Regions from separate parts of the Homo sapiens genome. Here region 1 is linked to region 2. A link is an interaction called in ENCODE POLR2A ChIA-PET data of the cell type or tissue named here. Cell type or tissue: Panc1. All regions are shown on one strand. Links, peaks and the distances in the headings refer to the core of each region. The heading gives the core; the rest is flanking DNA. Region 1 overlaps LOC124909489 (a long non-coding RNA gene). Region 2 overlaps LOC107986081 (a long non-coding RNA gene).

What was found. ChIA-PET counts read pairs that join two places held together with the same protein. Peaks named below come from ENCODE experiments on the same cell type or tissue, not always from the same donor. Only the 100,000 strongest peaks of a DNase experiment are listed, where the experiment ranks them.
Region 1: POLR2A ChIA-PET joins it to region 2 with 7 read pairs; 7 of 35 experiments call an interaction of 5 or more read pairs at or near these places.

The regions. Positions count from the first base shown.
Region 1 is chr3:44,002,806-44,014,245 of GRCh38, forward strand. It overlaps LOC124909489 (a long non-coding RNA gene), which reads left to right. Exons shown (of 5, transcript XR_007096256.1): 2 at 817-876. Among named protein-coding and RNA genes, the nearest start is that of MIR138-1, 110 kb to the right of the region's middle. RefSeq lists an enhancer at 11,102-11,440. In Panc1, for the core only: no CTCF peak of the experiment used is centred there; no DNase peak of the experiment used is centred there; H3K27me3 peaks cover 178 bases.
Region 2 is chr3:43,862,415-43,873,854 of GRCh38, forward strand. All of the region lies in intron 1 of LOC107986081 (a long non-coding RNA gene), which reads right to left. Among named protein-coding and RNA genes, the nearest start is that of ABHD5, 180 kb to the left of the region's middle. In Panc1, for the core only: no CTCF peak of the experiment used is centred there; a DNase peak (open chromatin) is centred at 4,307.

The DNA.
Region 1 (11,440 bases), core at 5,175-7,674, 140 kb after region 2:
CTGCAGAGCCTTGTAGCATGGAAAGGGGCATCTGATGTCTGAATTCCTGTAGAGTTGGCCTCCAAGAATCTCTCTTTTTCCACTTGAGGATATCAGGTTATGAGTTTTTTTTTTTGAAGAATTTGAAGAAAATTGTTTGCTCATCCACTTATTACAGGGAATTGTAGTTAGTAATATCTTTGGCGTTAAGTATTTAAAAATTAATGATATTTTTGGGTGTGTGAGGGTTGGATTGAGGCAATAGAGAGTATCCTTTAGAAAAACCATTTGGAAATTGCTGCTCCTTTAAAATTATGTGACATTAAACACTTGTACATGCATCTCTGCAAAATTCAAGAAATGTGCTTTGGTGTGCGCATTGTGCCACATACACATGCATCCTACACAAACTGGAATTGCTATTTAGGACTGTTAAACTCTTCATTTTGAGAAGACTTAACTTGGGTAGTGGGGAGGGTTTTTATTTGTTTCTTTCCTGGTAGAAGTGGGCTCTGAATCTGTTGTGCTTAGGATCTTACTTAGTAGGTAGGACCATCAAGAAAAGACAGTGAATGAATAGTTCTTAAAAGTAGATAAAGTACATTTTTTTTTTTTTTTTTTTTTTTTTTTTTGCAGTGTGTCATCGTTTAGGTTGCTAATTTAAAAGTATTTCAGCTCTGGATTTTAGAACTAAAAATATCATGAGAAATAGTTTTCGTTCAGATGTAGCTCAAGATGCATCTCTCCCTTGTTCAAATTACTATGTATCCTCCTTGCTTCTCATGGAATTTGGAAACTATCCCAACTGCTAATGATCTAAACATTTTGGTCTTACAGGTGTTCTTTTGATCACAATGGATAGTGACTCTTCTCTTCTGCCTGAGAGTGGTTCAAAATGTAAGTTCAGTAAACTAAATAATTAAATATTAATAATTCTGAACATCTGTGCAGAGCAGTTCTTCCTATTTTTCATTCCTTCTGCCTAAGGACTCTAGCTTCATAAATAAGAATCTAGAAGGAAGTGCTATACCCTTGAGTAGGGGGTGGGGGGAGCCTAACCTAGATGAACGTTTATTCACTACCCAGCAGCATAACTTTATATGACTGCAATCACAGCCATTGATTCCTGTGCACCCCCACTGCCCCCATGTTATTTTCATGGTAATAGAATACGAACCTTTGGTGCTTGGGTAATGCTGAATTGACACTTCCCCAGATGTCATACGTTTCTGTGTGGCCCTGCCTGTTCTAATCTTCTCTTGGTTCAAGCAGATGGCTTCTGATATGTAGAAACATCCAGGCCCAGAAACAGAGGTTTTTGTTTTGTTTTGTTTTGTTTTGTTTTTGGGGTGGGGGGTGGCCCGATGAAATCCTATGGCTACTGTCAAGCTACCTTTCTTACCGAATGTACGTTAATCAAAATGCTATAACCCAGCTGATGACGTTTAGGCTGTTAGGATCTGGTACACGTAAATTATAAAATGGAAAGTGTTAAAGTGTACGGGAAGCCATTGCTGTTTCACACAGAGTTTGAATGGTTAGGGATTTTACAGATTTCCCAGGGCTGGATCCACCTTTTCCATTTGAAGGATATCAAGTACTTCCAAGTATGGCTGTTTAAAGAGTGAACTCTCAGTCTCTGAAAGGAACCTAGTGCTGATTTGGACCCCTCCCTACCTCTTTAGAAATCTCAACATGTGATTTGAGATATTTTTGAGAACTTCTTAGGCATTCGATGCATTTCATCAGTGGTCAGGCTATAGAAAGCTGATTTTTATTAGGAAAAATATCTCTTCTACCTTCTCTTATCCCTTGTTTTTCTGCCTTCCTGTCTGTGCTCCCTTTCCCAAAACATAGATTTTCATGTAATTCAGTTCACTAAATATCACTTCCATTTTTGCTTCTCTGCAGAGTTTATTGCTAGAGCTGCTGATAGACTTTTGGCGCAGATAGTATATTGATCACTTGAAATCTCATTTGAGCTTGACTGAATATACATAATGGGGTGTCAATCGGGGAAAAATCTCATAATAAATGGCAGGTGACTTATATTCATGAGAAAAAAAAAGTCTTGGGCCGCACACAAAATACCATGTTTACTGTAGCATGACAGACTGATTTTGCTCGTCTCCATCATATTCATCTGGTGGGTGTTTAATAGCAAAGGCAAGGTTAGAATACCAAGATCCTGGAAACTTTCTTTGTTTATGTGGGAAGCATTTTTGTACACTCTATACAGTATAAGCATCTTCTAGAACTACAGCCAGCAAGAAAGAGCTTTTCTACCTGAGAAATTCAGAAATTGCAAACAAATCTGTTTAAGTTGGTGTGTATTTAAAATCAGCTACTGATTTATGCAGTCCATATTTTTTAAATTTTTACCATGTGTGTATCAGTGCATACACTCACTGTATGCAAATATCATTTTCAGTGTGTATATGGGAGAGCACAGTATATTTAGAGAAAAGTCTGCTTTACATAAATTATTTTTAAGAACAACTGAGCAGAGGAGTAGCCATGCGTTAGGAAAGCCAAATCTTTTTTTCTTTTTTTAAGTTTCCCATTGAATGATAAGGAATTTCTCTTTTAAAGTTTTATATGTAATTCTTTAAAATCAATTTTCCTGATACAGCAGTCATTATGACGGTAGATATGTCTGGGAAAGTGATATTTTGGGTTACTTTATACAGCTGACTTGATAGCCGACTTCGTTGTGGCTGATTGTTTGGAAACATGGGGGTATCTATCATATTAGCTGTAACCCTGCTTCATGCCAGGACAGTGTGGGGTACATCACGTTTTTCCCAGTCTGCTAAGTGGGGTGCAACTCAACTTCCATCAGGAATTCTTCATCTCCTGTAAATGAATGAAATCAACTGGCTCTTTGCTAACAGGGTTCTAATTTTCTTTTTTTTTATAGTCAAAAAAATTAATAATAATGGTACCCTGGACAAACATCTCCTTCAGTCCTTGTACAATATCTCAAGATTTTAAAAACTGTTTTATGTCAGAGTTTTCACTTTTTTAGCCTCAGGTCAAATATGATAGCCAGAGGAATCTGCTTACTACAGATGCAAAATAGGACAAGTGACATTATTAAGATATAAAAGACATGACATCAAGCCCTGATCATACATACTGTTTTTCCATAGCAAGATTTTTTGCCATTTTCATCTATTTTACTGAAATGCTTCCAATTTGCTTTTTAAGGTTTTTGATTAGCAGTCACAGAGAATGTAAATATGCTGAGAAATGGGATTATCTGAGAACTAACCAGTTGCGGAGGTTTAACAATATATAATTACACGAGTGTTATGTATTTTAGTAATATCTTCTAGAAGTAAAATCTTATATCCATATATTTCCTTATATATGTACCAATAGTTCTGTACCAATTAGAAACTATTTGTAGTATGTGGCTTTTTGCACGAAGAGGCAATCAAATTTGATAGCTTAAGCTTGGGAAATTATGCTTTTGAGATTTAAGCAGAAGCTAGGTGATACAAGAACTTTAAACTCAGGAATTAGCTGTTTGAATATGCTTCATTAATTTTAACCTACAGAGAAATGTATGTCTGCAAATGTTAAAACTGGGACTTATTGGATGTCACCAATAAATGGGAAAAATTAAATCCCAGGGAAAAAAAATTGGAAAGAAAAAAATTTCCAGAGAAATTTGAAACTGAAAACTGCATTTATAGGCCTTGCTGTTGTCTTAAATTTTGAATAGTTTTACTAATTTATTTTGATTAACTGAAAGGAGAAAGAGTAATATGAACTAAGAAGTTACATGAACTATTTTCTGTTGAAAAGATATTAACATCTTTTGGAAATACCATATCCAGCTTGGTAATATAAATACTCAGTTTTAATAGATTGCCTTCTCACCAGTCCTTAATATCTTAGAGTGAGAATTTTTTTTTTTTTTTTCCTGGAGACAGAGTCTCGTTCTGTCGCCCCGGCTGGAGTTCAGTGGTGTGATCTTGGCTCACTGCAACCTCCGCCTCTTGGGTTCAAGCAATTCTCGTGCCTCAGCCTCCTGAGTAGCTGGGACTACAGGCATGTGCCACCAGGCCAGCTAATTTTTGTATTTTTAGTAGAGATGGGGTTTTGCCATGTTGATCAGGCTGGGCTCAAACTTCTGGCCTCGAACTCCTGGCCTCAGGCGATCCATTCGCCTTGGCTGGGATTACAGGCATGAGCCACTATGCCCAGCCCTTACAGTGAGAATATTTAAAGACAAATAGAACAAGTTAAAGAACATATCTTTTATATATATCTTATCAGTAGAATTAAAAACAACATCCATATACTTGCCAGGTTCTTGGTAAGACTTTTAAATCACTTAAAAAATATTAAGCATAAATTTGGAAAATAGAGTTGAATTTATAGCTATTTCACAGAAATGGACATTACACTAAATAATTCCTAGGGTTTGATTTTTATATATGCCAAAGCAAGACTAGGAAATGACTGGAACTCCTGTATTTTTGGGTTTTTTGCAACTGCTGTCATTTTCAGAAACCAAAGAGTCAGAGCTCTCTTCCATTAGATACGGCGTATTTAAAGTTATGTTCATTTAATACAAGCACAGCAGTGGAACTACTTTTTCTTCCTACAGTGATTTAAATAAGAACTAGGTGATGCCATGGATTAAGGATAATAGGCTTTTAAAAAATTGTGTTGTTTTTCACTTTAATGAAAAACATCTGGGTAAAGAAAAATTGCAATGAACTAATTCAGTTATTAGCAAAGTAGTAATTTGGTATATATTACTTTTAATAGTTTAGCTTTATATTTAATATAAAGTTTATATTCAGGTTTAATTGTTGCTAAGGCAAAATCAACAAGATGATTTGCTTACGCCCTGTTATATTAAGTTAGTTTCACTAAGGGAAATATTATAACTCAGAAAAAACCTTTAGTGCACCTCCATGTGCCTTTTAAGAATATATATCCTCTAAAAGAGGAGAATAACTTAGGGGTTATGGCCAGCCAGGTTACTTATTAGGTTATGTTTATTGATTATATTAATATACATATTACATATATACATATATAAGTATAACATACTTATCCCAAGTATATTGAAATGTTATATTTAACTGTACTTAAATGTATATGCCATTTCAAATGAGCCTAAACCATTCTTGTTTCACTAGAAAAGCAATACTTAGATGTGATCTCATGCCCTATGACATTAAAGAAGACAGGCTTGACTATTTCCCCTGCTTAGTTTTTGTTTGATATACATGCTGTGGCAAAAGTTATTTTCTTAATGATAGGCAGATCCGCCATGATTGTGTAGGAATTTGGTGGAAAAGTAATGGGTGGTAGTTTTTTGTTGGTTTTAGTTTTGGGGTGTGCATGTGAGTACATTTGAAGGAGTGAAATTCTGATTTTTAAAAATCAGAAAATCCAGTGGAAACAGTTGATCCTATTTTCCAGTTCAATTTCTTTCTCCACCTTACTGTGGTCTTGGCCCACTTCAGATTGTGCTTTGGTCACACTGACATGTGACAACTGGACATGCAAACCCAGTGTCTAACGGACCTGATTTTGTTTCATCCAAGCAGAGGGGGTGCCCATTCTATGAATTCTGTCCCCGAGGATTTGAATAGCCAGTGTTATTTTCCATTAAGGTAGCTACACTCTTTTCATACTTACCATTTTGTTGGTATGTTCTTGTTATACCACTGCAGACACTTGTGCTTTTTCACAAGTTCTTCAAAACCATTTCTCTCTTATTAAAAACAAAAGATTGCAGAATTCAAAATAAAGCTTAAAAATATGACACCTACTACAGAGCCGCATTGTCAGACTCTCTCACTCTAATATAATCCCTGGAAATAATTTTTGGGAGCATGAAATTTAAGCTCAGCAGAAGCTCTAGCTACATCTTGAAAGCTCTAGCCTTCATTAAACCCCTTAGGAGATGTTCCTTAGCCCAGTATTTATAGAGCTGGGATGTTGGGCTGCTGTTTCTTTTTCTTTGGAGATATTAGTAAATGCAGGAAAATCTGTTATATTCAAGCAGCTCCTTTCTTTTTCTTTCTTTCTTTCTTTCTTTCTTTCTTTCTTTCTTTCTTCTTTCTTTTTCTTTTTTTCTTTCTTTTTCTTTCTTTTTCTTTCTTTCCTTCTTTCTTTCTGTCTTTCTTTCTTTTTCTTTTCTTCTTCCTCTTCCTCCTCTTTCTTCCTCCTCCTCCTCCTCCTTCACTTCTTTTCTTTTCTTTTTTTTGGTAATAGCCAAGGGATGCCACTAATGGTGGCCACAATTACTAAATATTCTTAATTTTTCTAGATCTAAACATGAGGCTGACAAGGTTCCTTATAGAGCCTGTATCTGGAACAGCATTGTCCAATGGAGTTTTTTGCACAATGGAATTTTCTTCGCCTTCTGCAGTGAAGAAAACATTCTATATCTCTGCTCTCCAGTGAGTGCCACTAGCCACTTTTAGCTGCTGAGCACTTGAAATGTGGCCAGTGTGACTGAGAAACTGAATTTCTTTATCTTATTTAATTTTAATTAAAATTTAAACTTAAAAAGTCACACATATCCAGTGGCTCTACTGTGTTGGATAGAGTAGCCTTAGAAAATCATGAAAATGAGTCACTTTGCTGTGAAGTCCTCTTTGTGGACAGTGTAAGCCATGGCAGCACATACTCCAGAAATTGGAGACTGGTCAGTGCTGACCATGGTGCGCTCTCAACCTGGTGGACACTGCACAGCTGCCCTGCAAATCATAGTGGTTCTTGTTGGATTTTTGCATTTACATTTTTTTTTTTGAGACTGAGTCTTGCCCTGTCACCCAGGCTGGAGTGCAATGGCACGATCTTGGCTTGCTGCAACCTCCGCCTCCTGGGTTCAAGCGATTCTCTTGCCTCAGCCTCCTGAGTAGCTGGGACTGCAGGTGCACGCCACCACACCCAGCTAATTTTTGTATTTTTAGTAGAGACGGGATTTCACCATGTTGGCCAGAATGGTCTCGATCTCTTGACCTCGTGATCCGCCCGCCTTGGCCTCCCAAAGTGCCAGCATTACAGCCATGAGCCACCACGCCCAGCCACATTTTTAAATAGAACTGAATCCTCCTAGTCTGGACACAGTGCGTTGCTGCTCTCAGACTCAGTCCCCAGCTGGACAGTCTCAGTTGTCCCAGAGCCTCTCCAGGTCTTGACTAGTTTGTCTGGCTTTGAGGGCACATCCAAAGTGCTTATAGAGTTCTGGCTTTGGGAGAAGGGGTTTAGGGACAGAAGTCTGGATTCGCCCTTCCAGAGAAGTACCCACTACTGTTTTATCTTCTCTTTGTCACCACGTACCTTGGTGTCACACACAGTAAAACTTTGCCATCTGACTTGCATTTCGACCCCTGTGTTTGAAAGAAATTTACCTTGAGTGTGTTTAAAAAGCAAGTACTACTAACCTCAGTTGAGCAAGACCAGTTAAGAAGTTGTGACAATTCATTTACCCACAGACAGATCTCTCACTCAAACTAGGTAAGTCTTTCCTCATAAATTATAGTGAGTCTTCCAACTTCAGATTGACCAGGAAGCTTTCAGAGCCCGTTGAGGAATACAAGAGTCCCCAGGTGAGTGGATTTACTCATGGGGGAGCGTTTCTTCTGCTTGCACCATTGTAGGACCTTAAAAATGGGTGTGTGGGGAGGAGAAGACAGTGAAGGATGCCTTGCAGCTGTGACCATTCCCTTTGTCCTGCCCAGGGTGACCCCATGCTGCTTGACACACACAGGAGCCTGAGACCTGTGTGGGGAGAGACAGACACTGAACTAGGGGACTGAGGGGGGTAAGGCAGGTCACTGTCCTCCAGAGGCCCACAGCCTACGCCCCACTATTTTCCCCCTAGAACCAGGATCCTCCAAACTAGTCATGCCTCGGAATCACCCAGGAGATACTTTAGGAAAAAAAAAAAAGTATTATTAAACAAATTCCTGTCCCTACCTCCATTTGTAGAATTAAAACATTAACATTTCTCTCAGTCCTCTGAAATCTGTCTTTATGGTTATGATGATCTTTGGGCTTTTCCAACATGCTGATGTCGGGGTACCACCCCAGACTGACTCAGTCTCAGGGAAGGACCTAAACACTGACAGATGTGAAGTCCCCTAGGTATCATTTTTGTTTGAATTTTTTTCTTTTTTGTTTTTTGAGACAGGGTCTCGCCCTGTCACCTGGGCTGCAATATAGTTGTGTGATCACAGATCACTGCAGCCTTGACCTCCCAGGCTCAGGCGACCCTCCCTCACCCTCCCAAGTAGCTGGGAATACAGGCATATGTCAACACGCCTGGCTGATATTTTAATATTTTGTAGAAATGGGGACCCACTATGTTGCCCAGGCTGGTCTCGAACTTCTGGGCTCAAGTGATCCTCCTTCCTTGGCCTCCCAAAGTGTTGGGATTACAGGTAGGAGCCACCATGCCCCACCCCCCAGGTACTTCTGAGGGGTTTTAGGGTATGCAATGAGCGTTAGGCTGGGATGTCCACTGCCCCACCCTCCTCACTTGTATGCATTTGCTGTGTAACCGCTATGCATCAGGCCCTCCTGGGCATGGTGCTGTGTTTCAGTCCCTAGCTGGTCCCATGCTTCTTCCTTGCCTCCTTTGCAGCCTCACCACTTCTGCTCTATCCCCTGGGCAAATGACCCTGAGGCCTGTGTCCAGCAGTGACCCCTCCAGATCCAGCTCTGCAGTTCCCAGTGGGCATTTCCGTCAGCATGGGTGAACCTGAGTCAGTCACCCTGCCATGCTTCTCCCTGCGAGTTGGGGTACAAATCTCAGTGTTCCTCTGCTGTTCTTCCTCCCACAGTCCAGTTTGGTCCTGAGTCCTGCCACCTCCACCCCCGTGGTCCCCTGCAATGCCTGGCTTCTCTGGTCACTCTGATGCTGGCCTCATTCAGGCCTGCACCGTCTCGTACATGGGCTGTTTCACAATGCTCTCAGTTGGCTTCTGCCTCCTCAGATTGTGTCTTTGTCCAGTCATCCTTCCCCAGCTGCTGAAGCATAGGTTGGCTCACAGAACGTGTGCCACTGAAAACGTGGGAGGGCTTCTTGGCGAAGACAGGACAGTGCACATCTCCCCCATCTGCCCACACCTGCCTTCCCAGCCGCCACGTCCTCCTGCCACACTGGGCCTGCTCGCTGTGCCCTCCTAGCTCTGTATCCTGGGCCTCACCGCGTGGTCTGGCTGCCCATCTGCCTTCCTCCTCTGGTTTGCTGATCTGTCTCTCCCTTCAGTTCTGGTTTATAGGTCACCCTACAAGCTTACTCTAATGGCTTTGTCCAAACCTCTCATTCCCCAGGTGTCCCCACCTTCTGCACCTCTAGTCTTTGGCCCTCTTTTCTCATCTTTCCTGGCTCATGTGCGGGTACTCACAGGGGCAGCTCCCACTCCAATTCCCCTGCAGGCCGGAATCACAGTCTGCCCCTCCCATGTGCAGGCCTTTGTACAAGCTCTCTGGGCACCACATGCTCTCGCAGAGGCTGCCTGTGGCATGTTTTTTGGGTGCTCCTGACCAGATGCCCTGGACAGTGCCAGAGGCCTTTGGATTTTCTGAGTGTGAGTGGGTGGAGCCTTCCTCTGGTGCCCCCAGCCTACTGCTGCTGCTCCTCTCACTGGCCCTGCCCAATACCCACACACGTGCAAATGCACACATGCATCGTCCTCCCCGGTGAGCTCTGTCTTTCCTGCTGTCACCTCTTCCCTCCCTCACCCACACCTGCATTCTCAGAGCAGCCTCCCAGTGCTTTGGTGATACTTTTGGAAAACAATTTCTTCCTGCACCTCCTTCTTCTATGGGGGAATGATAACTTTGAGACACGGCTGGTAAGTATCTGTACTGGAGGGGGAAAGGATGCCAGTAACTAACCCCCATCGTCTCCCCATCTCCGCCGTCTCCAGCGCAGCCAACCTGCCTGGACACCTCATGAAGCGCAATCCAGCTAGTCTAGCGTCTCCAGTTTCAGCCATCCTGGCTGTACCCTGTGAGCCCCCTTCTTGGGCTGCTGCTTTGAGGGTGGCCTCTAACAGCTAAACCACACCCTCAAAGCCATCCTCCCCTTCCCAGGAGATCCCTCAGGGAATATGGGAGGACCAGGCCCCTGCTGTAGACAAGTATGGGGAGACAGAGGCCATGGCCTTTGCTCTCCTGTTTCCTTGGGGAGAAAGGGTGGGCGCCAGTTGGCAGAGGAGCCTTTGAGGAAGTTGACCCAGAGTGCTGAGGGCCAGGATGGAGCAGCTTCCAAAGCTCGATCTTGGTGACGGAGGAGGAGGAAGGCATTAGAGGCTGAGAGACCCCTATGTGGATGTGTGCAGAGGTCTGAGGGAGGGTGCGAAGGCAGGGCTTATTCAAGGAACTGCAAGAATGTCAAGCATTTTAGTGTGGGGTAGAAATGGAGAGAAGGCAGGCAGAGACCAGAGTGCCAGTGCTTGGGCCTGCCTTGCCCTGCACAGACTCTTCAACTCTATCCTCAGCGCTGCAGTCCCCAGCTGGGCTGCCTTCATCTGCCATCCTCATTCTGCCTCTGTCTGGGAACTTTCTTCGCTTGGTGCCCCTACGCACACACTCCAGGCTGGCTGGGCCGGGGCATGGCTCCTCCATGGCTTTCATTGGCAGCTTGTGTTGCAGGTCCTGAAGTTAGGTGTGGGGACTGCTGAGGCTCATCCCTGCGGGGCTGGCACACTGACAGGCTTTCCCATCATCCATCAGCCTCAAGTGAGAAGGGAGAACTAGTCCCATAGGGAAACAACAGCAAAGCCACAATGGACTGTGACCATGAGGATGAGCAGTAGCTCGTCCGAACTTGTCCCTCGGCCAAGAGACCCTTTGGCAGCTTTGGGAGGAAGAGCATGGCCGGTCTCCCTTCCCCAGGGGCTGCTGCAGCCCCTTGCAGTGCCAGGAGCACACCGGGCCCTGGACTGAACAAACCGCCTTCCCAGGCCCTCTTTCTTGGCAGCTCCGTGGGCCCCAAAGCCTGACAGGAGGTGGGTGACTCTGGGTGGCCCCCCTGTGAGCACCTCCTCACAAACATGGCCGGCACCTCCCGGAAGAACATCTCTTCTCCGCTTTGCTCTCAGTTTCTGGGCTGACAATTAGGCTACTGAAAAAGGACAATTCACAACAGGCCCACACAGAGAAGGCCTTTCATGTGCAAGAATGGCCCCGTCGTCCACATTAGCACCATTATGTCTTTATTTATAGGAGGTACTGTACTTGAGAATGGTCAGGCAGCATTGCTTTAAGAAGGGTGTTTGGTCATTCGATTTGAAGCACACTGAGAGGATTCATTGTCCCCAGGCCGCACAGAGCCCGGCCCAGCAGCCTGGGGTTCGGTCCAAGTGTGCTGAGTGGGTGGTGGAGCTGACAGGGCCTGCAGGGTTGCTCTGGCTGGCAGAGCCTCTGTGGTTGAGTCCGTGGGTGGCAGGGTAGGGGGGAGGCGAGGAAG
Region 2 (11,440 bases), core at 2,994-5,493:
AAAGGTGTCTTGGGGTCAAGAGTTCTGCTTCTCTGTCCTGCTGGTTGTGTGGCTTGGGGCCAGTTCCACCACCCCCATGAGGCTCTGTTTTCTTCCAAGGCTCTCCCAAGGATGCAGCAGGCAGGAGATATGACCTAGTGGGCTCGAAGGAGACAGGTCCAGGTGCCAAAGAGGAGGACTGCAGGCCTACAGAGGGGTGGGGACAAACTGATGGGCAGACCTGGAGGCCGGCAAATTATTCACAGCAGCCAGCCAGCACAATGCAGCACCTGGTGGGTGCTGGGCATGTTGGCAGCGGTGAAGGGTCCTGAGGGCTCATAGTTCAGTCACAGGGAGCAGTGCCCTACCCCACCTCCCAAACAAGTAAGAGTCATGGTGCCTGATCCATGTGCTCAGTGCCCAGTGCAGATGCAAAATGGTTGGGTGTCTCAGCGGAAGTGCCACAAAGGGGTTATATTCAAGATGGGTTTTTCACTGGGATGAGAAGTTGGTGAGGACATTTCAGGCAGAGGGAACTGCGTTTGCAAAGCCCGGCTGGGATGAAGCAACATAGTAGAGTAGACGAAGGCAGGCCATTCAGAGCGTCTGAAATGTTGGCGCCAGACAGTCTGGTGGGGGTTGGGGTAGAGAGGAGAAGCAATGTGGCCATTGCAGGGTCTCTCAGGTCAGGTTCCCCAGAAGTGAGCCTGAGACAGGGATTCTTGTGCAGGTGCCTGGTTGAGGGAGCGCTCACTGGAGAAGGCAGCGAGGGAGGAGGCTGGGGTGGGGGAAGGAACAGAACTAAGATGTTCTCTTGGGCAGGGTCTATCTGCAGTCCCATTCCCACTGCAGGAGCTCTGGAGCAGGCATTAATCTGGGCTTAAGACAAAGGGCTGCAGGCTGGGCATGGTAGCTCACACCTATAATCCCAGCACTTTGGGTGGCTGAGGAGGAGGGAGGATCACTTGTGTGTGGTGGGGGTCGGGGTTGGGGCCTGTGGCTGCAGGGACTGGGGTGAGCAAGACTCCTGGGTTAGATGGTTCCTGTATCCACACAGCTGTGGCAGCAGCCACACTCACTGCAGCTAGGGTGCAGGGGCCTGCAAACAAAGGGGATCTGGGCTAAACTTGGGAAGCCTTCACCATCTGCCTTCACATCCAGGCTCCTCCTGTGGACCTCTTGCTCTGGATCCCCCAGGAGACAACTAAGCTGGCCTGATCTGCCAGTCAGCAGGGGGCTCAGCTCCTGAGGCCCGTCAGCATTCCAGATGAACAGAGAGACTCTCTTCCCAGATTGGGGCAGTTGGAAGTGGTGAGCACGGCCACACAGCGAGAGAAGTCAGGGGAGGTGTCTGACCTCCTGAGAGCAGTGAGGTCTGATGGAGGCTGGAAGAATATGCCCATCAGAGGCATTTCTGGGTGACTTGGGGCCACTGCCCGCCCTGGTGGGATGGAGGACTGCCTGGCCTCATGCTGCTCCATTCCATAATGGCTGGAACGGCACATGGGGGCCTCAGAGGCCATTACCCTGCACCTCTGTCATGTGGCCTCTGGCTCAAGGTTACCTTGTAATTGCAGATGCTTGGGCCTGAAGTCAGCATACTCTACCTGCAAAAGAATCAGCAAGATCTTCCCATTCTTCTTCCTGCCATGTCCACTCCCTGAGTCCCCATATCAGCCTCTCTCACCAGATTCTGCCAGAGCATCAGGCTGATCAGGGAGATGATGCAGCCTAGAGGAAAGAGCTGGGATTTTGGAGTTGGAAGGGATGGGACTCCAATGCTGATTGTGCCCTTGGACACGGTGCTTTCCTCATTTACAGACTGAGTCTAAAGGACAGAGTGACCCTTTGTTGAGTGTTTGTCATGGCCCAAGCCCTTTACATGAATCCTCATGGAATCCACATGCACTACATTACAGGTGAGGAGACTTGGCCCAGAGAGGGCATGGCATGAAATAGGAGCCTGGTTTCATGTCTCTCCCTCGCAATGCCCCCTGGGCACCTTAGATCACTCTCTTTCTACAAAACCTGCAACTATGACTACATAAAATTAGCACCCACGGATGTCGGCTCCTACCTGTCTGTCTAGCATGATCTCTTGACATCCCTGCCCTCACTTTCTATTCTCTGGACCCAGAGGTGGTCTCTCCGACCTCCAGTCTTTTGCTTCCCCTTGGAATGCCCCAATCCCTGTTTAACTAACTCCCACTTGACATTTAACTTCAGTTCTACTGAACCTTCACCACCCAGCCCATCCCAGCCTGTGGCTCTGGGGAGGTCCCTCAGTGTCCTGGGCTCACCTCTGCCACCTCCACAGTACACTGGCCAGTCACAGTCCACTTGTCCAGCTTTCCTGAAGCTTCTTGAAGCCGTGGCTGCCCTTCATCCCTCTCTAAGTGCCATCCTTGGAACCCATACAGGGCCTGCCACCAGGGAGTGACCAACACACAGCAAGTCCCCACAAGCAACCCTGAAATGGAGAGAATGCTCCATTCTGGGATGGCCAGTTCTATGGGCCACACCACTGACCCAGACTCCACCTGACTCCAAGTCCCTCCTTGCTCTCTGAATATCTTAGGTTAAATTTTGAAAACACCAACTCCTTTAAGTATACCTTCCCAAAGTTTTCGTTGTTGACATCTGAGCTTTGCAAAAGTGCTTTTTAAATAGTTGTGGTGTTTTTCTTTCTTCCTCTTCTTTTTTTTTTTTGCTGCTGCTGTTATTATTTTAGACAATTTTTGCCCCAGTCAGTGCACCTAGAGAGCTTTTGACAAGACTCTGCAAGAATAAAATTGTTTTGCAAAGAAAAAGGCGGGAGAGGAGGAAGAGGAAGAAGAAAGAGAGGGAAGAGAGAAGGGAGAGAAGGAGGGAGAGAGGGAAGAGTCATGAGCTGCTGCATCTTTAAGGCTCTCAGAAATTGTCCAGTCCAGTTTCCTTATTTGGCGAATGAGGAAACTGAGGCCCCCAAACAGGAAAGAAAACAGCCAGTCTTTCTTGCCATCAGCTAATGACAGAGCCAGTGCCCAACCCAGCCATGACGCACAGGGCACTGCAGCAGCTGACAGATGCGCAGAGTGAGTTGATAGAGTGAGCTGGAGTCACTCGGCCCTTGAGTCCTCCTTTCCCTCTGAAGCTTGTTGCTGGGGAGGATGGGAGGTGAGGTCACCATGTTCCCCCATAACCAGGTCAGGGTCTGCAGTCCCCCCATCTGCATGCAGCAGGAAGCTGACTCCTCTCCCTCTGTCCAGCCTTCCAGCACATGTACCCCATCACCAGGAAGGTCCTGCCCTGTGGCACAAAGCCGGAGTATACCTGCTGTTGGAGGAAATAAATAAGTAAGGTTAAGAACAAAGACCTCTCAAGTTTCAGCCAAGGTGTGGGCTATAATGGGGGCTGTCTTGTGCCAGGAGGTAATGGCTGTAAATCAGACCGCACTGGATGGAAATTTTGCTGTGTTTTGAAGTCCATTTGGTCTTATTGCTTGTTCAGCTTCTTAATGCATTAATGATAAAACATCAGAGTGAATATGTATTCCAAAAAAATTGCAATTAATCAATACTGCACTTATTCCATTTGGCTGCGACTAAGTGGTAAACAGGACTTAGGCCGGCTCCGTGAGCACAGGCTCTTCTCTGTCTCAAGGCCTTTCCCGGCAGAGTGAGGATGTGAGGGGGTGTCAACTCCTAAGAAGGAAGCAGCTGGCCCAGAGGTCCTGTGGCCAGGTATCCAGGTACATGCTCACGCCTTCTAGGGAGAACCAGCACTGTGGGCCTGTGCTACGAAAGACCAGGCAGTACCTCGTCCACACACCTGCTTACTGTCTCTGGTCTTAGGTTAATGCTTGCAATTTTCCCTCTCATCTGTGAAAATATGACATTAGCCCCACACCTTAGTGGGGCTGAGGACAGGAAGCGATTGATCAAAATGGGTGCCACTGTAAGAATGCAGCAGGTTAACAAGTGTTCCATGCTCATGTAGATGCTGGTCATGCATTAGTTATTATCATTTCCATTCACTCTCACCTCTTAGCCTCTTGGGATCTCAAACGCATTGTCTTCAGCAAGTGCTGCCTGCCTGATTTCAAGAAAAGCCCAGAGCAATGCTTCAAGTCTGAGTCTTAGACCATGATTTTGCAGATAAGGAAATTGAAGCCCACAGAGGTCAAGACCCAAAGTCACACAGCTGGCTAGAGGCAGAGCTTAGTCTTCCCATCCTGGAACTCTGACTTCTGACCATGCCTGACCTAAGTGATCTGGAATGGCAAAGAGTGAGGTCCCCATGCATAGGATATTCTGCAAATATTTGTTCAAGGTGGATTTAAGGGTGAGGCTGAGCTCTGTGGTGGGAATGAAGAAGATTATTAACAGCACTGGCATTCACCTCTTACTCAGCTAAACCAAAGCCCTCACTTAGGGGGACCTACACCCTGGGAGGCTGTTTAGAGAACCTCTGGTGTTTCCCAAGCATTTCTTCAGCAAATTCTTACTGAGTGACCACCTGAGTCAGCCACTAGGCAGTAGAGCATGTCCCTGGGGAACACAGCTTTCCTCCCCACAGGCAATGTAGCAGAAGATTCATTTCAAACACATGCTGCTTGGCATCTTTGCTTCCTAAAAATTCTGGTAAATTTAATTTGCTCCATTTTATTCCATCTCAAGCACCTCTTATTGCCTGGCTCCCGTGATCTGCCACTTTTCTGGCCTTAACCCCTGGATGACAACTCCCCATCACATAAACAAGGGCATATTATACAACAGCACATTCACTGGTCCAACTTTTCTCAGCTCAGGGGTGTTCTGGAAAATACAGTGAGGTCAGCAGCCCAGGGGCATGCCGGTGAAAGGGGAAGACACTGGATAGGTGCTCAATAAAGCCTTCTTGCTTAATGTCCTTCGAATGGCTAAAGACTGGACTCATGTCCCCTTTGAGCCAGGCCCTCCCCATTCCTTCTTCTTTATGTGACGTGCTGTATTAGCTTAGTTCTGTCTTCAGCACTATTCCCAATGGGTCTCTCTCCAACCAAGAGGCTTTCATCTCCATTCCCACTGCTGTCCACAATGGGCGGGCGGGCGGGCAGGGGCAGTGGGGGTGTCACAGAATCAAATTCCCTAGTGCCACCAGCTGCGGAGAAGCAAGGGTGGGGGGGTGACTGGTCAGACTGGTGGGTGTTTCATACCAAGCCCTGCTGTGCCCACTGAGTTGGCCACAGCCCCATGTGTTTGCCATGGCCCAGCTCCTCATCTGGCTGACGAGATGAACTCTTCCCATCGGCCTGATGAGAAGACTCAGGGCTCAGTGTCTGGGTGCTGGCCTCAGGCCTCAGCAGCATTTTCTTTTCCCAGGTGTGGCCATTTTCCTACCAGGATGAGCCACACAGCTCAGTAGCAGGGCTAAGTCTCACCGTGCTGTGGAGCCCAGCTCACAGAGCCAAATCCATTTGCAAAGGAGGGGCTGTCAGAGCTGCTGTTTGTCTTCTCAAGGCTGTGCAGCATCCTGCCTTAGAGTCTCGGCAGCCTTCCAGGGGAGTTTTGCTTTTAACTGTATTATAGTGGTTGGGCAACTTGGGAAATCTGAATTCCATTGACACATTTACAATCCTCTTGCCTCTCAGATCATGAAGAAACTCCATCTCATAGACACAAAGTCTTTCAGAGCTCTGGGCCTCTTAAAGGATAAAAACACTGTCTTATTGGATGGGAAAGTAGAGAATTTCTGGGCAAAATGGCACCCAACAGTGAAGATTTGGGTTCCTTTTCCTCTTGGCTTTTCACTGAGAGAGCAACTCTCTGGAGTAGACAGTCTCTTGCAACTGATCTTTGTTTACTTCAGTCACCACCATCAGAGTGATTTTGTCCACAGAGCCCATGAGCTTTTTAAGGGCTACAAAAGTGTCCCAAGGGCTAGGGAAAAACATGTTGGCAAAACAGTGCTAAAATAAAACTTTATTCGAAATTAATATATTGATAATTAAACAGCTACAAAATTTAACATTTTGTTAGCTAGTCAACTGCAATTCAACTCATGTCCTATTTTCACATGTAAATTCTGTTTGCATAAAGGGTGGGCATGTTGTATATCATGTGAGATGAATCCCTGAAAAGTCAGGAGGCTGTATTAGTCAATGTCCATTGAGGAAAACAGAATGGTCCAGGCCAAGTAGTTGAGATGAGGGGGATTTAATATGGGAAGGGCAAAGGGTCAGAAGAGTTAGCTGCAAAAGAAACAGGAGAAGGAGAGGCAACCGAGAGTTTAGCTACAACTAGAAGCCACCATCACCCCTTGGGCTGGAAGGGTCAAAGGAGGAGGGGATACTCCCAAACTTGGGTTCTAGGGGCCACTAGATAGGACTTGGAAGGAGAGGATACAGTGGGAGGCCTGTTGACAGAAGGAGCTGGACCCATGGAGAACATTCAGCCATTGCCAGAAACACTACCTGGAGCAGGGATAGTGGGGAGAAGTACCCTGGCTCCTCCCTGTCTCTCCTCTCCCAATCTCTCCCCAGAGCCTTTTGATAGCCACACCTATCTGCAAGCCAGTGAGCAAGAACTCCAGGACACTCATTCGCAGGGCTCACCCCTCTACGATGCAGAGAAGAATGGGAAACAGGACACGGCAGGGATATGAGAGCAAACCAGCAAGTGGCCCTACCCGTAGCTTAGGAGGGACATTGACAAGCAGAAGTGTGCTTGTAAGAGAGTGACAAAGGTTGTGAGGGACTCAGGTGCCAATCTTATGAAGAAGAGGCAGGAATCATGAATTGTTGGCTGAACACAGACTTTCAAAGTTCAACCTAGGGAAGACTTCCTTTCAGAGTGTCCAGAGAAGAAGAGGTCTGCCTTAGGAGGCAGGGAGGGATGAAGGCTAGGAAGGGGAGCCGGGTCAGATGATTTCACAGACCCATTCATTCCCTGAGAGTGTGATCCTGCACTCCACCACCATGATGCTGAGAGCCGGTCCATGTGGCACTGGCTAGACTAGAATGATAATACATATATTGATGAGAGGTTTGCTGCAAAAATGACCCATAACAAACAGCCCTGATAGCTCAGTAGCTTACAGCAACCACTGATTTTGTACCCACCATGTGCTGGTTGGCTGTGCTTTGGCTGGTCTTGGCTGGACTCAGCCAAGTTTAGATGAGAGGGGCTCACTCAGGGCATCAGGTTGGGACCAAGACTGTCCCACAGGTAGAGTGAGCTGTCCCAGCTTTCTGCTGGGGCTCAAGCTGGCTTCAGGAATGTGCTTTTCTTGTGGCAGAGAGTGGAAATGCCAAGAGGACTGGCAGGAACGTGCTATCTGCCTAGGGCCTCAGCTCAGAATGACACACTCTAACTTCCATCCTCTTTCCATTGGCCAAAGCAAGCCATATGGCCAAAGCCAAAGTTAAGGGTAGAGGATCTGCCCACGGGAAAGTCATATCAAGGGATAGGAGGGTAGCAACGATTTCAGACAAGTAATACAATCTACCATGGATAAAAAGAATATTTTAATAGTAATGGGGCAGTATAGCAGAGTGGTTAAAGGGTTTGAGCAAACTGGCAAGGGTTTGAGCTCCACCTCTGCTACTTCTGGACAAAATGGCCTTGGGCAAACTCTCTGGGCCTCCTTTTCCTCATCCAGAAAATGGGAAGCCTAGTATGCAGACCTTCCAGTGTGGCTGTGAGGGAGCGCTGGGCTGACAGATATGAAATGCTGAGCTGGGTGTCTGGCATCTAAGAAGAGCCTAATAGATGCTGGCTGGTACGTTGTTAGGAAGAATCTATTGAAAATTGTGCCTTCTGGAGACAAGGCATGCAGCAAAGGTGAGGGGAGAAACATTTCAGGGAAATAATTTGAAAATCTCTGCATGGTAGGCTTATGAAAAAAGGAAATACCTCAGTAACTGAGTCATCCCCTGAGCTCTGGGAACAGAAAGCCTGCAGGCTGGCACTGTTCTCCACTGCAGAGTTGACAGCTTGTTGGAGGAGGAGTGGCACAAGGTGGGGAGGGGGGCAGATTTCCTCTCCTGACGACTTGCTCTGGTTCACCCACAGCCCCATGCACATAAAGGTCCAGTTTCTGGAAGCAGCCTTAGAAATTCTGTGGAATTTCTGGGTCCCAGGAACTGCCACTTTGCAATTTGAGAATTTAAATATATGTAGATGCTTAGTCTTTTCTTTTACAGAAAGATACAAATTCCTCCAAAAATACATCGTCCTCAATCATTTTTTATTCTTGTGCCTACCCAAATCAAGCCCTAAGCTGTTGAAAGAAAGAAAGTAAATAATAGGGAAAGAGACAAGCAAAAACCAAATCGAAGTTTCAAAAACCAGGTGAAAATCCCACCAGTTATGAGATGGCCTTGATTGGGGGCCAGGAGGGCAGGCGTGGGTTTCCCGGGTCTCTATGTGACACAGTGGTTAGAACATGTCTTTTGGAGTCAAATTGCCTCAGTTCAAACCCCATCTCTGCTGGCCCCCAGATATGAAACTGGGTAAACAAGCCCTTATGAATCAGAATCCTCATCAGTTAAAATCAGACGATGTTAGCTTCTTTCTCACAGGTAATTGCAAAGTTTGCAGGAGATACTAGTGGCTCTTGAAGCACTTGCTATGTGGTGGCCACATGCATTGCTTTTCTTTGTGAAGGATCAACACAGTTGATAAGCACTCTATTAGCCAAGGTCAAGAATTTTATTTCCACATGGCAAACAGAGTGTTTGCTTTGAGAAGAGATCAGGAGGGATGAGGAGGCATGCTGAACAAAATACAACTGCTGGCCAAATTCAGCCCATGGAACCAGTCTGCTGGTTCTCAGCTTTGGAGGCTCAGCAATTAGATTTGTTAATATAACTGTCTTAGTTTGAGTTCCCCAAAGCCAACCCTGAGATGAGGATTCATCTGGAAGCAATTCATTTGAAAAAGATTTATTAGCAATTGTTCCCTGGAAAAACGGGTAGGCAAGTGGGAAAGTAGGACCAAGAAGCAGGAGTGTGACATCCTGCCTGGAGGGTAACTTTGGCTGTTTCCCCCAGGTGAGCTCTGGAGATAGGGCAGGTGACACCTCAGAGTGTCTGGGGGTGGGGGAAGCTGGGGATTGATCAGTCATTAGTCACAGGTAGCCCCAGGAAGAGGCACATCCCAGGCATTTCCAGCTCTCCATGCACACAGGCAAAGTGGGTTTCAGCAGCCTGAGAGCTGTCCTCAGATGCTGGCTGTTAAGGAGAAAGCACAAGAGGTGTCTATGGGCACAAAAATGGTGAAGGGGATCCAAGGAGCTTGGGCAGAGCAAAGCAGCAACTGGTACAACACCCAAAGGTGATAGGTGCCGGGACTGACTTGCAGGAAGCAAACTCCCAAGAGATGGCCACGTTTCCAGGGAGAGACAGAACTAGCCAGCACTTCTGGTTCTCATGTCCAAGGATCCTCAGCCCATGTTCTCCAGGGAAGAAAACCTCTGTTATAAACGGGGATTACAGGGTAATGAGGCACTCACCACCAGAAGCTTGGTTGGATTTCATAATGGCTGAGTCCTGGAGCTTCAGCAGTGATAAGAGAAGGACAGGACTGTTTGTGGGTCAGGACTCCATGTTGCCCTGCCAGAGCTGGAGGCAACAGCATCACGGGCAGCCTTGTGGTGCAATAAGAGACATGCTGCCCTTGGAAGTCAGGTGGAGCCACGTTCCAACCCCGTCTCTTTCATGTTTGAGCTGCGTAACCTTGGGCCTCTCTAAGCCTCATCATCTAAGATCTGCCTGGAATGCCTGCCACCCCAGCCCTTGTAGGGTCGATTCAGAATCAGTGTCTTATACCTCCTCCTTAAAGAGCCACGGGATTCCTGCTCTATGTGAGGGAGCTGTTGCTCAGAAAAGAGTACATGACAATTATCATTGCCTGTGTCTTCCCCTTGGCTAGCCTCCCTGTATTTCGTTGCTCCTCTTTCCCTTTCTTTTTGAGAAAAGGGAGTTTGTCTCAAACTCCCTGAAGCCTGCCCCCTGTTTCTCCCCACCTGGGCTGCTGCCCCCTCTTTTTGTCCTTCCCTCTCATGTAGTCACCACCCTCTGTCTTCATTCCCCCAAGCACTGCTAACAGGATGCTGTTGTGTGTCATGGAATCTGATTGAGGCTGGGGAGTAATGAAGGGGGGTATGACAGAGCCCAGAACAGGAAGCAGCTTTCTCTGCAGTCCTGGAGATGACTGTACTGGAAGGCTGCCGGGCTCTCCCCACCCCTGGGGAGCATCTACTCATCCTTCTTATCCCCAGGCCTCCCCTCCCTCAATGCTGATGGACCCCTCTTGCATGACGGCCCTCTCTCAAGCACACGCTCCCCAAACCTCTCCCAATGCTGGCTGACCAAGGACAGGTCTCAGTGCCTGTGGCCCCATCAGGTGGCCAGCATGGCTCTTCATGGTCTTTACCCCCTTTCCCTCTGGTCTAGACACAGGAACCTCATTTTTCTCTACCATAAACAAACAAGAGGAAAGAAAAACAGAAGGCTTCCCCATTTTTTTTTTTTTTTTTTTTTTTTTTTACAAAAATGCAGCCAAGCCTAAGAGGCTAACAGGGACTTTGTATTTTTCCAAGACGTCTGGATCAAACGGCAGCTTGGTTTTCACAAGACCATCCCTTCCAGACGCTTATTGTTGCTCCCAACCCCACAAGCCTCTCGTTCCCTCTTCTCTTGTTCCCCCTGTGTTCCCCGCCCCCAACACACACTGCCTCTAGCTCTTGAATTCCTCCAATCACAGCAAGTCTGGGCTGCAGCCCTCCTGCCTCTTTAAGGTGACTTGGCATTTCTCTGTGTGGATCCATTTTTGCATGCTTTATGGTTTAACTGGCAGAGGGATGTCTTATTTCCTGATCTCCGAGCTGTCTCAGGCAGTCTCTGCCAACACCCCATGGCACACCATGGGTGCCCTCAGACCTTGTCCACAGCAATCAGCACCTACGCCCTCTCCCACTGCCTGGCTGCTTTCAGATGTCACCCTTAGGTTTTACCCCATCCCATCACCTGCAAGGCTCTGGAATTCTTTGAAATATTTTAAAACATTTTTATTACAATGAGAATGCATGTTTATTACAGAAGAAAAATTGAAAATGTGGGTAAGCAAATACAAATGTCAGTCTTAATCTACCGTGTAGAAATAGTATCTTTTAAGATTTTGATAAACATTCTCCCAGATTTTATTTTCTATGAGTATGCATGCATATCAGTCAAGACTCTCTTGGTTACAGGTGACAGAAAAAACTCAGATGCCTCAGTACAGGCTGAATTGCACCTTCCCACCTCCCCTCTAATTCATATGTTGAAGTCCTAACTCCCAGTGCCTCAGAATGTGACTATATCTGGAGATGGGGGTCAGTAAAGAGGTAACTAAACTCAAATGAGGTCATCAGGGCGGGCCCTAATCCAGTGTGACTGGTGTCCTTATAAGAAGAGACTAGGACATAGATTTAGACAGAGCGAAGATTATGCGAAGAA